2 separate regions of the Homo sapiens genome follow, and region 1 is linked to region 2. A link is an interaction called in ENCODE POLR2A ChIA-PET data of the cell type or tissue named here. Cell type or tissue: PC-9. All regions are shown on one strand. Links, peaks and the distances in the headings refer to the core of each region. The heading gives the core; the rest is flanking DNA.

Region 1 (4,393 bases), core at 76-4,075, 330 kb before region 2:
CATGCTAGATAATGCAGCCACAGCAGTGAACACAGCAGACAAGATCCCTGCCCTAGATTCTGGTATATGCAAGGCTGAGACCTTAGTCTAAAGGCAACAGAGGTAAGCAGGGAAAATGGCACAAACTGATTTAGAAAGTTAACTCTTTTAAGAATATATAGAATAACTGAAACAGGAAAAACTAGACATAGTAAAATGAGTTGGAAGACTACTACAATAGACCAGATGAGTCCTGTTTCTGATCTCTTCCATTAAATATTACGGTCTCCTCATACATGAGTCTTCATCAGGAATTTGTAGAGAATTTTAATTCAAAATATCATTTTACTTGATTCAGTTCTCACAAAATGTGAGTTAGTCCTCAAACCTTAACAAATTTCTACACCAACAATATATTTTTGTTGGATCCACATCATGTTGCACCACTAGCAACTCTTAGTCATCCTGACTCATTTCCTGAACTTTCAGTTGCTTCAAACGAACTTCATTTTGTCTAAGAGTCGAGACAGACAGAAGCCGCCTATAAGGGCCCAGTGAATTCTCAACATCAAGAGGACTTCCAAAGTAGTAGCTAAGTCAAGACTCCTACCATTACCAAGATAATTAGAACCTCCAGGATATATGATCTTCCAAACTCTACTATCCGTTTTGTATGTATCACAGAGTCCCAAAAATTGCCCAAAGTCCTGGAATTTGTATGAAAGGGCCTAAGAAATTCATTCTTTTTTATATGGAACTTCACACACTTACATCCATTGCTTCATTTATTCCCTGTAACAATCAACGGAATAAGGCAAATTTGACATAATCAGACCCATTTTAAACATGGAGATACTAAAACCAAGGGAGATGAAGACTTTGACCCAAAGGTGCATTCTAGTTAAGAAGCAGAGTAAGAGCTAGAATCCAGAGCTTTTGACTCCTGGACCATGTTTTGCTTTACCTCCATGCCATCTCCTCAGCCATCAATCATTGTCTCTCTCCTACTGTGCCTACACAGCTGCATAACAATTCTTTGCTTTCTTAAAGGTTAATGAACAACCTCTTCTATGTTAAGCTAGCCTTCCTGAAGCAATTTCTCTTGTTTTGTAATACTCAAAGCCATCCATGTCTACCGCAAATAAAATCTCTTCTTTCTCTTCTTCATGATTCCCTTCATCCTCCTCTCCAACCTCCTCAGGGTTCCAGAAAAATTGAACCCTAGTCAACCCACATTGACCCTAGGAGGATTCAGGCTATTTTTAGATCAAGACTGACATACTCAGGCAGCAAAGAGAGCCAGTGAGATGCCAAACTTAGTATTCACCCTGGAAATGAACAAAAATGGGAAGCAAGCTGGCCAGTTCAGCGTGCCTTCAGATTTATAATAAATTGTCTGAGAGAACTTAGTGAATTAGCAATGACTCCATGCCAGAAATTCTTTGCCTCAGCCAATCCTGGAACTTACTCCGCTAAACCTAGGCCACCTGAGGTTTTTCAAAAATATTACTTTCACATAAAGTCCACATAGCTCAGCCACTGCTGCCAAGAACAAGTCCTGGAGAACGTACTGGCAAGCTTGGTGCTTGTCCCACTGGGTAGTCACATGAGCTGAGAGGCAGCACGTAAAAGACAGAAACTCTCTTAAGTAGGCGTCAGAAATCCTAGATTCCTTACCACTTCTGAGCCATGTGACATTGAGAGAGTCACTAGGAAGATCTATGGCCACAGCTGTGGAGTGTGCAGCTTTTGCTGTCAGCCCCTTCTGGGGCTGTCTCAGTCTCAGCCATAGAGAACCGTCTCCCCTAAAAGTCATATCCTTCTAGGGGCAGCCCACAGTCAAATGACTGATTAGGGTTAAAAGGACTGGAAATGTTGGCCCAATGCAAGACATCCCTGCCAGGCCTTTTTAGCTCCAGAGCTCCCCATGGAATCAGCTAAGACTGCTGGGCTGGGTCTACATCACAGCTAGACCCCTCTCCATGCCAACCCTGCTGCTTCTACCTCTCTTCCAAGGTTTGATCCTAAGAGTACTCCTTCATGCACAACCTGAAACATTAACAGCATCTCAGAGTATGCTTCCTGGTGAACCAAACATGCAGCACCAATAAATAAATGCTACTATTAGTGAACTCCAAAAAAATGACAACTCAAAGAAGAATCTTCTGAAATTAGAGTTATTTTAATTAGGTTAAAAAAATCTCCACAAACCATGCCATGTCACACTATGTTGGAAGTTAGACAAGATCTCTGCTAAGCGCCTGAAGGACAAAGCACAAATAGTAATAATAATAATACAGCCTTCTGCCTCCATTTCTTCACAGTTGAATTCCTAGATGCATTTCATGGAATCAGAGAAGTGTTTCTTCTTTCTCAGCAGCTTTACCTTTCTCTGCAATCCCGTTAGATGTCCTATACTCCCTTCGATGCCTAACGCCTTCCTCCTCTCTAGCTCCCTCTTTCATATCAATAAGAAAAAATTATGCAAAAGTCTGTAACTGTCTCAGACTTATCATTGAAATTACATTTGTTAGTGGATAAGTATTAAGTGGGTTCTGTGGTGGCTACCCAGATCCCCACTTCAGGACTGAAAGGTTTACATTCCCCAGCAGCTAGAAGTGCTGCTGGCAGAGAGCCCTCAGCTCTCCAAGAACTACCCTCAGCTGAAGATAGCTGCATCGCCCATGAACACAGCCCCATAAAATGACTGGTCAGTGCACAAGACTAATGGTCCCTTCATCACAATTTAGGACAACTTTGAAAAGCCATCCCACCTTCTGAGCCCCTGTAAAGTTGGCTGAGGCTATGTGAAGACCGAATCACAGCCTAATTTCTCCTTCTGCCCAGTCCTTTTTCCTATCCTTCCAGAAAAGTTGTTAGCCCTGAAAGTACTCCCTAATAAGTCTCCCACATACTAATCTCTATTCCAGAGTCTGCCTCAGTTGGTAGCAGTAGTATTCCAGAAAAGCAGATGCTATGATGGAATATGGGGGTTTAAATATCGTCTGGCTGGCAATGAAAACCTCATCACTGGTGGTGGATTCCTGATAATTCTAGGTCCACCATACACCTCTCACCTACCCAACACATACTAGAAGAAGTCAAAAGAATATGTATGAAACTGGATTCTAAGAAAGCTGTATCAAAGTGGACAATACAATTGTCACTTGCACCAGTGCTAAACTAGGATGATAAACCAATAGAAAGAAATGTATTGGGACTTTGAGAATTTGAGGATAACAGAAATTCTAAGAAAAATATAATTAGATGGCAATTGCTGGGGACAATTGAGGCTCTGGAGAAAAAAGGCAATGAAAAGCTGATGGTTATAAATCACCAATTAAAAGCTAAGTGTGGCCAGGTGCAGTAGATCACATCTGTAATCCCAATGCTTTGAAAGACCAAGGTGGGAGGATTGCTTGAGAACAGGAGTTTGCAACCAGCCTGGGCAACATAGTGAGACCCTATCTATACAAAAAATTGAAAAATAAAACTTAGCTGGGCATGGTGGTGCATGCGCATAGTCCTGGCTACTCAGGAGACCAAGGCAGGAGGATCCCGTTGAGGCTGCAGTGAGCTATGATTGCACCACTGCACTCCAGCCTGAGTGACAGACTGAGACTCTGTTTCAAAAAAAAAAAAAAGGTAAGTGTGCAGAGTTGACATTCAATGGGTACAAAGTTTCAGTTATGCAAAACGAATAAGCTCTAGAGATCTACAACATTGTGCCTAAAATTAACAATATTGTTTTGTACACTTAAAAATTTAAGAGAGCAGATCTCACATTAATTGGTATTACCGCACTATTTTCTTAAATCGGTGGGGGAAAAAAATCCAAATGTGAAACAAAGAGGACTTACACTTCTTAATTTCAAAACTTACTACAAAGATAAAGTAATCAGGACAATGTAGTACAAGACAGATATACAGATCAATGGGGTCCAGAAATAAACCCACTTCTAGCCTATTGATTTTTGGCAATGGTGCCAAGTCCATTCAATGGGGCAAAATTTGTGTCCTCAAGAAGTGGCGTTGGAACAACTGGAAAGCCTCATGCAAAAGAATAAAGTAGATCCCCTACACCATATACAAAAATTAACTCAAAATGGATCAAATACTTAAGTTTAAGAGCTAAAACTTTAAAAACCTTAAAAGAAAACATAGAGGTAAACATTCATAACCTTGGATTTGGCAATGGTTTCTTAAATATGGACCCAAAAGCATAACAAAAGAAAAATAGATAAATTAAACTTGATTAAAATTAAAAACATTTGTGCATCAAAGCACATTATCAAGAGAGCAAAAGGACAATTCACAGAATGAGAGAAAGTATTTGCAAATGAAATATCTGCCAAAGGTTTAATATCCAAAGAATGTCTACGACTCAACAACAAAACGACAACCCAAATAAAAT
Region 2 (4,393 bases), core at 148-4,147:
CCTCCAGACTGACTGAATAAGTTATTTTAGGGACGAGGCCCAGCAATAGCAAAGTTTTAAAAGGCCCTTCTGGTGAGTCTGATGCATTCTAAATTGTGACCAGTTTTGTTTGTCTTTTGAGACGGAGTTTTGCTCTTGTTGCCCAGGCTGGAGTGCAATGGCGCGATCTCGGCTCACCACAACCTCCGCCTCCCGGGTTCAAGCAATTCTCCTGCCTCAGACTCCCAAGTAGCTGGGAATACAGGTGCCCACCACCATGCCCAACTAATTTTGTATTTTTAGTAGAAATGGGGTTTTGCCATGTTGGTCAGGCTGGTCTCGAACTCCTGACCTCAGGTGATCTGCCCGCCTCAGCCTCCCAAAGTGCTGCGATTACAGGCGTGAGCCACGGCTCCTGGCATGTGACTCAGTTTTAAAATGCTGATTAACAGCTGGGCGCGGTGGCTCCTGCCTGTAATCCCAGCACTTTGGGAGGCCAAGGCAGGTGGATCACGAGGTCAGGAGATCCGAGACCATCCTGGCTAACATGGTGAAACCCCGTCACTACTAAAAATACAAAAAAATTAGCCGGGCGTGGTGGCGGGCGCCTATAGTCCCAGCTACTTGGGAGGCTGAGGCAGGAGAATGGCGTGAACCCGGGAGGTGGAGCTTGCAGTGAGCTGAGATTGTGCCACTGCAGTCCAGCCTGGGTGACAGAGCAAGACTCCGTCTCTAAATAAATAAATAAATAAATGAATAAAAATTAAATGCTGATTAACTAAGATGATTAACAACAGTGCTCTGGTAAACTTAGAAACAGTTACAGTTAGATGAGGTTAGCCTTAGTGAATAACAGCTAATGGTAGCAAGTATTTATATGCTGCTAGGCACTATTCTACACCTGATGTGTTAACATATTTAGTCTTTACAACCATATAGTGTAATAACTCTTAGTAGGCTGTTATGGTTTGAGTATCAGTCCACTCCAAAACTCATGTCGAAATTTAATTCTCAATGTGGCAGGGGCCTTTGAGAGAGATGACTGCATCTCGAGGCCAGGGATTCATTTATTCGTGGGTTGATGAATGAATGGGTTATCACTGGAGAACTGTCAGCTTTGTACGTGGAAGACAGGCCTGAGCTAGCTTGTCAGCATGGTGACACGCTCTGCCTCTCATTGTGTGTGATGCCCTGAGCCTCCCTGGGACTCTGTAGCATACCCACCAGCAACAAAGCCCTCGCCAGACACGGCCTCTTGACCTTGGACTTCTCAGTCTCCAGAACTGTAAAAAATATATTCCTTTTCTTTATAAGATACCATTTTAGGTGTTCTGTTATAAGCAACAGAAAACAAACTAAGACACGGACCAATTTCGTGGAAAAACTTAGGTTTAGGAAGGATGAATACCTTGGCCTGAGAACACACAGTAAAAGTGGCAGAGCTCAGTTCCAACTCAGGTAGCCTAGCACCAGCCTCTGTGCTCCTCCCCAATATACAATGAGGCCCCATAGCAGCAACAGGGTGTTCTGGAGGAACTCAGGCTTCCTGGCAACAGAGTTGGTGGAGGGTCCCTCCTGCCAAGCTAGAATAATCGCCTATACTGTTTCCTACACCAGAAGAATGAAGGTGAAGCTCCTTCTAGGGAAGGGCTGGAATGAGTGAGCTTTCACTCAAAGAGATTGGGTAGGCTTTTCTGAATCTAGTTAATAGAGGACTCGAGGGACTTTCCAGTAAGCTGGTGAGTCACTGAGCGCCGGGACATAGCTGGGGGTTCTATCTCCTGTTCTTAAATGTGTTGTCTCAGGCTTGAATTACATAAACTAGTCCTGCCATATTTTCTCCATGCCTTTCACCCAGCCTTTTACTTTGTTTTCGGTTGACTTTTCACTGTAAATAATTTTAAAACTAAATAAAACATTTAAAATTTCTGCTTTTAAAATACCAATCATACACTTTAAACATTTATTTTCAACCTATCCATGAAGCATTTGATCCATTTTTCAGAAACAGTTCTGGGAAAACTCCTCCCAAATTACTTTAGCATAACAAAAAAATCATTTGTTCCTGCATTAAGTGAATCAGTTTATTCCTTACACATTCATACAGTTGCTCAAAAGTGAGTCTCTCTGCCATATGCTAAATCTATATAAAACTGTTTTGGGCCAGGCACAGTGGCTCATGCCTGTAATCCCAGCACTTTGGGAGGCTGAGGTGAGAAGCTGCTTGAGCTCAGGAGTTTGAGACCTGCCTGGGCAACATGGTGAAACCCATCTCTACAAGAAGTACGAAAATTAGCTGTGGTGACGTGTGCCTGTAGTCCCGGCTACTCGGAAGGCTGAGGTAAGAGGATCGCTTGGGCCTGGGAGTCAAAGGTTGCAGTGAGCCAATATGGTGCCACTGCACTCCAGACTGGGTGACAGAACAAAACCGTCTCAAAAAACAAAACAAAACAAAACCTTGTTGTGGGTAAAGTGAGAAGTATGCACAAATCAATAAACTTACAAATATTTTAGAGGCCAAATAGTCTGGGACAGCTTTCTTCAAATCAGTACACAGAAACATCTCAAGGGTTTGTGAGCGAGAAGAATTTTCATAATTTTCTTGAACTCAGTCTCTAGTTACCTTCTCTCTGATTTCCTGCCCCAAGGCTCCAGAGGTCCTGTGATGAGTTTTTTTTTTTTTTTTTTTTTGAGACGGAGCTGAAGTGCAATGGCATTATCTCGGCTCACCGCAACCTCCACCTCCCAGGTTCAAGTGATTCTCCTGCCTCAGCCTCCCGAGTAGCTGGGATTACAGGCATGTGCCACCACGCCCGGCTAATTTTGTATTTTCAGTAGAGGTGGGGTTTTACCATGTTAGTCAGGCTGGTCTCGAACTCCTGACATCAGGTGATCCACCTGCCTCAGCCTCCTAAAGTGCTGGGATTACCAGCATGAGCCACCTGGTCCGGCCCCACATGAGCTCTTCTTTACACATGAAAACCTTCCTTCTCTGAATCATACTTACCTCAGGGTGTAAAATCCTCCAGGGTGGTGAGAAGTGAATGGGGTCCGGCCTCACATGAGTTCTTCTTTACACATGAAAAACTTACTTCTCTGAAACATACTTACCTCAGGGTGTAAAATCCTCCAGGGTGGTGAGAAGTGAATGACTGTAATGTCCAAGGAACAAGATTTCACAGAAATGGATGGATGGAATTAGAAATAACTAAAGTCATTAAATTTAACATATCATAATTTATTGCGACAAAGTATAAGAGAAATAAAGTAAAAATAAAAGTTCAAGAAGAAAAAGGAATGATGTAAAACCCCTATTAAAAAAGGTATAGGGCTGGGTATGGTGGCTCATGCCTGTAATCCCAGCACTTTGGGAGGCTGAGGTGGGCAGATCACCTGAGGTCAGGAGTTCAAGACCAGCCTGGACAACACAGTGAAAGCCCATTTCTACTAACAATACAAAAAAATTAGCCAGGAGTGGTGGCGGGTGCCTGTACTCTCAGCTACTCAGGAGGCTGAGGCGGGAGAATCACTTAAACCCAGGAGGCAGAGGTTGCAGTGAGTTGAGACTGCACCATTGCACTCCAGCCTGGGCAACAACAGTGAAACTCTGTCTCAAAATAAAATAAAATAAAATAAAGACTGATGTAACAATTTATTTAAAAAGTCAGTATTGGGCCAGGCACGGTGGCTGATGCCTGTAATTTCAGCACTTTGGGAGGCCGAGGCAAGCGGATCACTTGAGGTCAGGAGTTCGAGAACAGCCTGGCCGACACGATGAAACCCCATCTCTACTGAAAATACAAAAATTAGCTGGGCACGGTGGGCAGGCACCTGTAATACCAGCTACTCAGGAGGCTGAGACAGGGGAGTCGCTTGAACCCTGGAGGCAGAGGTTGCAGTAAGCTGGGATTTTGCCATTGCACTCCAGCCTGGGGGACAGAGCAAAACTTCATCTCAGAAAAAAAACAAAAAAACAGGCAGTACTGACAGTATGTCAGAACTTGCATCCTTTTCTTCTGTTTTTTTTTTTTTTTTGAGGCTGAGTTTTGCTGTATTGCCCAGGCTGGAGTGCAGTGATATGATCCTGGTTCACTGCAACCTCCGCCTCCCGGGTTCAAGCAATTCTCCTGCTGCAGCCTCCTGAGTAGCTAGGATTACAGGCACCCCCAACCATGCCTGCCTAAATTTTGCAGTTTTAGTACAGACGAGGTTTCATCATGTTGGCCAGGCTGGTCTCGAACTCCTGACCTCAAGTGATCCGCCCACCTTGGCCTCTCAAAGTGCTAGGATTACAGGCGTGAGCCACCGCACTTGGCCCTTTTCTTCTATTTGAATTTATGAAAAGTTGTAGATGTCAACTTGAAAATGTACAAGGAGGTACAGAGTTGGTTTTTGTTTTTTGGTTTTTTTAGAG

Evidence for each region. Peaks named below come from ENCODE experiments on the same cell type or tissue, not always from the same donor. Only the 100,000 strongest peaks of a DNase experiment are listed, where the experiment ranks them.
Region 1: POLR2A ChIA-PET joins it to region 2 with 5 read pairs; 2 of 35 experiments call an interaction of 5 or more read pairs at or near these places.

Annotation. Positions count from the first base shown.
Region 1 is chr12:19,708,313-19,712,705 of GRCh38, reverse strand. No RefSeq gene overlaps it. Among named protein-coding and RNA genes, the nearest start is that of AEBP2, 270 kb to the right of the region's middle. In PC-9, for the core only: no CTCF peak of the experiment used is centred there; no DNase peak of the experiment used is centred there.
Region 2 is chr12:19,379,525-19,383,917 of GRCh38, reverse strand. No RefSeq gene overlaps it. Among named protein-coding and RNA genes, the nearest start is that of AEBP2, 58 kb to the left of the region's middle. RefSeq lists enhancers at 1,528-1,577, 1,608-1,857. In PC-9, for the core only: no CTCF peak of the experiment used is centred there; a DNase peak (open chromatin) is centred at 1,717; H3K27ac peaks cover 1,208 bases.